3 separate regions of the Homo sapiens genome follow, and all the other regions are linked to region 1. Evidence: chromatin contacts called from ENCODE Hi-C or POLR2A ChIA-PET data. All regions are on one chromosome and are shown on one strand. Each heading gives the region's core, a stretch centred on a gene start or an enhancer-like site at or near the end of the contact. The rest is flanking DNA. Distances are from core to core; before and after follow the strand shown. Region 1 has its middle 91 kb from the start of ZNF827. Region 2 overlaps ZNF827 (zinc finger protein 827). Region 3 overlaps ZNF827 (zinc finger protein 827).

Evidence for each region. A loop is a pair of places that touch in the nucleus more often than their neighbours do. ChIA-PET counts read pairs that join two places held with the same protein, here RNA polymerase II (POLR2A). Pooled maps may share reads with other maps.
Region 2: a pooled map shows a loop between it and region 1 (4-fold over the local background). The contact joins two enhancer-like sites. A Hi-C loop is called at or near these places in 3 of 37 single-sample maps with no recorded cell type and 3 of 50 pooled maps.
Region 3: a loop to region 1 is called in a map with no recorded cell type, with 3 times the contacts of the local background. The contact joins two enhancer-like sites. A Hi-C loop is called at or near these places in 2 of 37 single-sample maps with no recorded cell type and 1 of 50 pooled maps. POLR2A ChIA-PET finds 5 or more read pairs at or near these places in 1 of 52 experiments (MCF 10A).

What each region holds. Positions count from the first base shown.
Region 1 is chr4:146,028,793-146,031,457 of GRCh38, forward strand. No RefSeq gene overlaps it. Among named protein-coding and RNA genes, the nearest start is that of ZNF827, 91 kb to the left of the region's middle. RefSeq lists an enhancer at 1,435-1,654. Within about 2 kb of position 1,304, at least 4 of the 41 ENCODE cell types and tissues checked have a DNase peak (open chromatin) inside an H3K27ac peak, as active enhancers do.
Region 2 is chr4:145,826,704-145,829,368 of GRCh38, forward strand. The region is part of intron 7 of ZNF827 (zinc finger protein 827); the gene reads right to left. Among named protein-coding and RNA genes, the nearest start is that of ZNF827, 110 kb to the right of the region's middle. Within about 2 kb of position 1,353, at least 5 of the 41 ENCODE cell types and tissues checked have a DNase peak (open chromatin) inside an H3K27ac peak, as active enhancers do.
Region 3 is chr4:145,885,964-145,888,628 of GRCh38, forward strand. ZNF827 (zinc finger protein 827) reads right to left here. Exons shown (of 15, transcript NM_001306215.2): 4 at 1-195. Among named protein-coding and RNA genes, the nearest start is that of ZNF827, 52 kb to the right of the region's middle. RefSeq lists a silencer at 1,041-1,140. Within about 2 kb of position 1,357, at least 9 of the 41 ENCODE cell types and tissues checked have a DNase peak (open chromatin) inside an H3K27ac peak, as active enhancers do.

The sequences.
Region 1 (2,665 bases), core at 54-2,553:
ATAGGCTCTGCCCCCAAAGCTCCAGTGCTCAGAGCTAGAGACTTCCACTTGGGCTTGAGCTAAAATGCTGGCCTTTGATATCTCATCCAGACTGAAGATAGGGCAGAGCCAACGTGACTTGCTTGCCTGCATGCACTATGAGAAACTGGAGCAGAAGGAAAGCAAAAGGAAGCCTGCTGAGGAGCTGAGGTACGAGGGCCCCGAGACTGGGCAGGCCAATCAAAGAAGGTGAAAGAGTGTGCACAAGCAATGCCCCGACTCCATCACCCCACCTTCTGATATGTAAAGCCAAGTGGTTGGTATGCTGTCTTGAGTCAGATTAGCTACTCTTACCCTGGTGAGAGAAGAATGAAAGGAGGGACAGAGAGACAGCATGCGTCAGTTCACATGTTCCCTAAAATGGTCTGCAAGTTGGATGGGGGGAAGTTCTCTCATCTGGAGCCTGAGGTGGAAATATGGGAAGAAGAATAACAATGTCTACAAAAGGGCAAGCACTGCTCTTGGCCAGGAGATGGGTATCTTTGACCAAGATGCAATTTTTTTTCCCTGAGCTGTTCTTAGATTGACTCATCAGCTTGCTCTGGAACCCCATAAAGGCAGGAGCAGAATTTGTTCATGCTCTTAGCACAGTGCTTAGCAAACTCTCAATGTATGTATGGAATACCTGCTTTTACTTCTCCTTTTTCTTCTTTCATGGTGTCGAACCGTACCTTAAATTGACTATTATTCCTTTAGTTGTTTTATTTTCCTCAATCAGATTACTAGGTTCAACATGACGACTTTGCACATCTCTGCTCCATACAATATGTATTGATTTTGTTGTTTAGCTCTTGGAGGACAACCTCATTTTCCTTCCTGATACCAAGTTCTTTAGGGACACATTTCCCTATAGCTGTCAAGAACCTGCTGTCTCATTCCCATCCTACAGTCATTTAAGAGCAAAGCCAAAGTTAAGATCTGAGGTCACAGGAAAAAAAAAAAGATGTTATAGGATGTACTGTTTGAACAACTCCTGTTAGATGTTAGTGTTTCACAGAACTCATCAGAGAAACCCAAGTTTTCACAAAACACTACATTTATTTCCACCTCCCACAGCAGTTATCTTGCCCAAGAGAGGAAATTGTTTCCAATTTACACATGGTAAAGGACACCTCCTGAAAATTTCCCTTTGGGGCTAGGAATTTAATCTTACTACTGGGTTAATGCATTTATTTGGGTGGCTTTTTAACCTAAATAAGTGAGCAGTACTTCCTCCCACCATCACTTTCATAATTGCTGTGAAAAGAAGCCCTCGTGGGGGTTGCTGCAGAGACAGCCTGGGGAAACCCCGTGAAGTTAAATGCGCTGCTTGAAAACACAGACACCCGGTTCTAGCTGCTCCAGCCCTGAGCCATTAGATTTGGTCGTCAAGGAGCCCAGCAGGGCAAAGGTCAATTTCTCTTTGCTTTTTTCTTCCACTTCCTGTTCTTCCACTTTTTCCATTGTCTTCTCACAGCTATCCCAGGCTCTCTCCTTCTTTTTCTCTTGTCTTTTCATATTCTCAAAAAACAGGATAACTTTCAAAGCCTTTCCTTTCTTTTCTCACTCTATCCACATCCCCTCGGCTGTTCAAATGCATAGAGTTCACCCTTAAGCTAAGGAGACAGTGCAAATTTTATAGTAAGAATGTAGGCTAAGAAGCCAGACTTCCTGGGGCTGAATCCCAGTTGCTTGGGAGAGTTACTGAATCTCTCAGGACCTCAGTTTCTACATCTATAAAATGGGAATGATACTAGTAGTTCTTATCCTATAAGGTTATTATGAGAGTCAAATCAGTTAATATATGTAACGTGATTAGGAATGTTATGTAACGTATATAAGAGTGTTTGCTGGGAAAAAACAACAACAACATGTCACAAGTGGGTAAGAATGAAAATGGGCTTAGAACAGAGATCACATTCCACCCTCTGTCCCTTTGATTAAGGATAGGGGTTTGGCTGCATCTGCTTTTCTTCCCCTAAAATATCCACGTATTCTAAAACTCTGAGTATGTTTTTTGTGTAAACTGAACATAGTTCAGAACTTTTTTCTCAGCTACCATTTTCTTTTTGGAGAGTGATAAACTTGATCTCTTTTGTGAAGAGCTATTTCTGGCTAGCTTTAACATAATGTTTAAATTAATGACCATTTGTTTATGCCCATGATGTATAAGCTAAACAACTGCCCCTGCATTCTATAATTCCAGTCCCAAGGAAGGGGAAAAAAAATGCCAGGATAGCATGGGGAAGAAAATAGCCATCATCACCAACCCACCAGAAAATCTCCCTCCTCTCATATTCACTCTTTAATTACAGAACTGCATTTATGTACACATTTGGAGAATTACATGTTTATATGTCTTGTCTCCTCTTGATCATAAGGTAGTGTCTGTTCCATCTTATGTATTCTTGGTGCTCAGAACAGTGCTACACTTACCTGTGGGTGTAAAGTACAATTTGCTGACAAACTATAAAGCAATATAAATAGATCATATATTAGACTAGTATTAAAGGTTTTAAAAATAGTCTATTTTAAAAATATAGTTTGTGAAATTTATGAGTTTTAAATGGCAAAATTTAAAAGAATTAAATAAAATGAGAGTGGTTTCCATTTTTTGAATCACATTTTCTGCTTTTATTCCCATATG
Region 2 (2,665 bases), core at 103-2,602, 200 kb before region 1:
TATAGGGTTCAGTACTATCTGAGGTTTCCGGCAACCACTGTGGGTCTTTTTTTCTTTTTTGAGACAGAGTTTTGCTCTTGTTGCCCAGGCTGGAGTGCAATGGCGCAATCTTGGCTCACTGCAACCTCCGCCTCCTGGGTTCAAGCAATTCTCCAGCCTCAGCCTCCCAAGTAGCTGGGATTACAGGCGTGTGCCACCACGCCCGACTAATTTTTGTATTCTTAGTAGAGATGGGATTTTGCCTTGTTGGCCAGGCTGGTCTCGATTTTCTGACCTCATGTGACCCACCTGCCTCGGCCTCCCAAAGTGCTGGGATTACAGGCATGAGCCACCACGCCCTGCCAACCACTGTGGGTCTTGAAACATATTCCCTGTGTGGATAAGGAGGGACTACTGCATTATCCCTATTTTACAGATGTGGAGACTTAGGCACAAAGAAGTTAGGTAGTTGCCCATGCCCATGAGTTGAGCATGATGGCTTCCCCATCTGCACTCTTTCCCGCTCAGCTACACTGCCTTTCGTTGGTCCGTTAACACCTAAGGAATTTATGGACAATAGAGACCCATGAATCCTTGCAACAAATGGAGAAAAGGAAGAGATAGAGAAGGGGGTGATGGAGGGGAGTAGGGACCAGTCGTTTCAGTATAAAGGTACTGAAGGAAGCTGAAAGACTTTTCTATTGAGAAATAGAGCAAGTAAAAATAATTTTTGTCTTTATTTCCCTATAGAAGTTAAGATATGCCCCAATTTCCTAAAACTTGTACCACTCATGGGCCTGGTCAATTTGCAACTCTAAACATTCGCCACTGCTGTACCTACAGCTTCCTAGAGCAAGCCTGTCTCTGCTATTAACTGTAAATGAAGAAGGAAGGGTAAAGAGGTCGTTAGCTGTTTGTAAGCTTCTATTTCGCCAAAGCTGTAAAGCACATGGTGGCACTATGGCTACATACACAACTGTGTATTAATCCTTCTGGTACCCAGATTAGCTTCATGCTTCAGGAAGGAGAAAAAACTAAACTTGCAGCATGCCCTATAGAGCAGAGCTTGCTTCATGGGATTAGATCTCCAATAACACTGGTTATCCTTAACTCTCTGCACAAGGAACTAAGAAAACAGAAGACACTCCATGTGTAACTTTGTCCCATGAAAGTTCATTTTCAGAATGCTGAAATCATATTCCGTAAGTTCTTTTTCTTCTCCTGTGCCAGTGACCGTAAAGTACAGAAGCACATCCGTTCTCAGGTGACACCCAGCTTTGCGGTGGAAAAAGCACTTCAGTAAGGGGTGGTGAGGCTGACACCTCGTTCATGCTGCTCAGTGACTGTCACTGTTGGCAGCGGGCAGCGGAGAGGCAAGTTCCAGGAGGTACCGGACACAGGATGAAGCGGGCTGCATCTTCCCAGGGAGTAAAACAATCCATGAAATGCACTGGACTTTACGACGTGCCCCGAAGCATGTTTGTACTGTCCTCCAACTGGTTACTTCAGCCAGTTACCAACTGTTCCAGAAAAGGAGCCAGTTTGTGAACACCATATAGCCCTTGCTTCTGAATCCTCAGCTGCCTAGACTTCAGTCATTTTATTATGAAAAAGCCCCTCCATCCAGAAAGTAAGCCAAGGAAGTGGAAAAAAGCAAGAAAAGAGGTTTATTTCTGGTTAATATTTTTGGTAAAAAGTTGATAGAGGAGGAGGTGGAAATTAACAGCTAATGGGGAGGGAATCATCACTTATTTTCACTCAACAAAATCATCATCTATCACAACATATTCCCTTTGGCCCGGGTCAAAGACAGGCTAGCTGGAAGACTTACATAATTCATAAATATTCAGTAACTCTTCAGTAGCAGCATCTGGAAGTTGATGGTATGGACATCAAAGAGCCCAAGCCCCCTGTTAATTTCCCTGGGTTTTGAAAATACAATCTTATAAAACTTTTATCTCCTTGAGTTTCTTTTCTGGATACAAGTGAAATGGCTGTGGAAAGTATATTTTGATTTTTCTCCTGTAGAAAATCTAAGGGCTAAGATATGAAGGGGCAGGGGTGTCATAGTGAGTGGACAATTCCAGGCCAGGCATGGGATGTGGGGTCAGCAGCACAGGGCTGAGAAAGGAAAAGACTTACAATAAATAATAAAAGTCCATAAAGGATTATGGCTCTAAATAGTGATACATTTTGCTAAGTGCCTATTGTGACACCAGTATTTCCACCTTTAACACCTGAGGGCCAACAGAGAGTTTTGTCTCATGCAGAAGAGAAGGCTCATCTACTTAAAATCAACCCTCCCCAAGTGCCACCACTGAAACCAAACGTTACAGGGATTCTCATTTTGACAGCAATAACAAAACCAAAAGAAAACAGAAAAGAAGGTGAGTACAGACTGTGAGAGAAAGTTTGGAAAAGACCTTCTTTGGTAATGACACAACAGTTTTAAAGGAGCAATAGAGAAGAAACAGATTTTTTTTCTAAGAGACAGTAACTTTCAAGACTAAACTTGGGAATGACAAATAGAAAAGAAAAAGATTAAATAAAGAAAGACTGCACTGTAATGAGTTTTTACTTGGAACTCAGAAGGGACTAGATAGATCAGGGTGGCATGAAATTCTATTAAATGTAAGAGTTTCTGGCAAATCATCCTAAAGTGACAGTCTGACTTCTATCTGCACAG
Region 3 (2,665 bases), core at 107-2,606, 140 kb before region 1:
CCCCAGGCAGGCACTGTCACTGAGGTGGGGAGATCCCTTGACATCTGGGTCTGGGATCTCCTCCTTCACCTTGGCTTCTGTCCTCAGGAAGTGCTGATGGCAACGCATGTGGAGTTTCAGGCTGAAGTGGCGTGAGGAAGTAAAAGGGCACAGCTGGCACTGAAAGGTCTCTCCCCGATCCTGGTGCTGATGAACCTGACGGAGAAGCAAGAAGAATGAGCTAGCCACCGTGCATTTATGGAAAATGCCTTGCTGTAGATCCAGACTATTCATCAATCATTTCCTCACCGTGCAAAGGGCTGGCCTTTGTACTGCAGAGCATTTCACTATGGGGCTCCAGGTAATGAGGCCAATCCCTAAACATAAAGTGGGTCCACATAGGTTAAGAGTCCATTATTAGGGCCATGCTCACAACTGAGGATGCAGCCGGCCAACGGATGCTATTTTGGGTAGCATCCCACTATTCTAGTCATCTGATCTCAGTTGATGTCTTCAGAGAAAATATTATAAACCCAGCACAATCCAAACTTACAAAATTACTAGTTGGGGATCAAAAGAGGTAACCTGTCAAGTAATTCCTCTCACAATAATGATACTTTGCATTCATCCAATTTTTTGTTAGTTATGTTCTGCAAACATAATTTCAGTTTTCAAAATGCTGCTCTTAGGTAATTAAGAATGTAGAAAATAATGTCTCCAGGGTATTCCCGTTTCAAAGACAGAGAAATTGAGGCCCCAGAATAAATGGATTGAGCGAAATTACATACAAAAAAAAAAAACAAAGTAGGAGAAAAACCAAGGTCTGACCCTCACCAAGTATTCTGAGCAAGAGGAAACCAATTTTTCCAAACGTGGCTATAATATCATGCTCCAGATTCTGACGTCTGCAATGAAAGAATGCAGACTTTTAAATCCAGTTCCAGTCTTGCATGCACATGATACCTGTAAAAATTGGGAGAAACTTTTTCTTCCTGTCACTACCAAATTTAGTGCTTAAAAAAGTGAGGAAATCATTGCATTGGCCTGAGCCAGGCTTTGAGCTGGCAGGTGCTCATAAGCTTGTAACTTCCCCATTTATCTCTGCCAATGCACTTTAGTGCTGACCTGCTACACTCTGCTATTTCAGGACTGGTCCTCCCTTAAGTAGAACTGCCAATTGTGTAGATGTGGGCCAAATGATTTGGGGAGCTGTGTGATCTGAACAAACAAGTGAGTGATTGGAACCCAAAAGCAAAACAAAACTGACACCTCCTCTTTTAGGGGTGACCTAAGCAGGACTCGAACCCAGGTCTCACCAAGGTTAAAGGCTCATGCGTTAATCCGCTGCACCACCTGGCCCCTCTCGGTAGGTTTCCTTTCCAAGAGAGCAAGTTTTACAACAGCTGTTTATGCATTCTGAATGCAATCCAAAAGCATTATTCACCAGCCAAAACATACTTTTAAATAATGTTAAGTGACCAACAAAAGCAAAGAAATTAAAAGTTAATGGTGAGATCCTGTCGCTACAGCACCCCACTGTGGCTTTTTGAAAAAAACAACAGAAGAGATTCTGGGTCCCCCAAAGCACGAGTTTCTTAACAGAAATAGCCATATACACTTAAACTCAGTTAGGCAAAGTCCTGATCATGGAAAGGCTTTCCCTCTGCTGGGGTGGAGTGCTGGGGGTGGGGAAACACACTGATTGTCACCAGCTGTTAACATCACCCCTTTCTGTTCTTTCACAACAAAAGGATTTCACTAGGAGCTGACCATTTCATTGCTTTCTCACAGAATCCCCACCATCTCCTCCGACCAATTCACGCAGAAGCAGGCACCTTGGGGACCTCAGGTCACAGTCCCATGGGACCCTGACCGGTGCTGCCAAAAGCATGCCCTGGAACCAGGTGATAAAGGTCACGAGTTAGAGAGCTTCCATTGTCCCTGAGAGCAGTGCAGTGGGGCAGATCCATTTCAGAAGTGTCCTTACATCTACTGACCCAGGAGAGGAGGGGAGCTAATCCAAGAACAGAAGCTCCGGAAGCAGCTTCTGGAAGAAGGAAAAGGACAGAGCACAAGCCCAAGTTCTAAAATCAAAAGGGAGTCCTGGATTAAAAACCGTCTATGTGCATGTATTTTATGTGACTTCTTTTTCACCAGATCCTGGCCTTGTTATATTTAGTTATGGACAAATTAGTGAAGCTTTAAAGGAAAAACAGTGGGTATTTTGTTGACTTTTGCACTTAACAATTTTTTTTGAGCTACAACTTCCCAAAAGGACTATATATCACATTTGGCCTTTGAGAGAAGTATTAGCTCTATCCTCTGACTGCAGTTTTTCCCCCTTCTCTCCTGACATTCGAGCACTTTTCTGTCATAATTTTTATTCTCTTTAGCTTGACATTTGCTTTAAAGATCTTCTTAGTCTACTAAAATGAAGACATGCTTCTCTAAAGCACGTCATTCTCTCCAGGCCATGTTTAGGGGCTCACCTATCCTCTGGTCATTTCACACAAACAACCCATATCAGGTGCTGTTACATCATTAGGGCCATCTCTTCACCATTGGGGCCATTTCTTGGTAGCAGTTGGATGCTTGGGTTGTGGTATTTCAGAGCTTGGGGAAATTTTGGGAAACCTCTACTCCATCCCCCACTAGGGGGACAGGTGAGGGCCTTCATGAGAAGTTA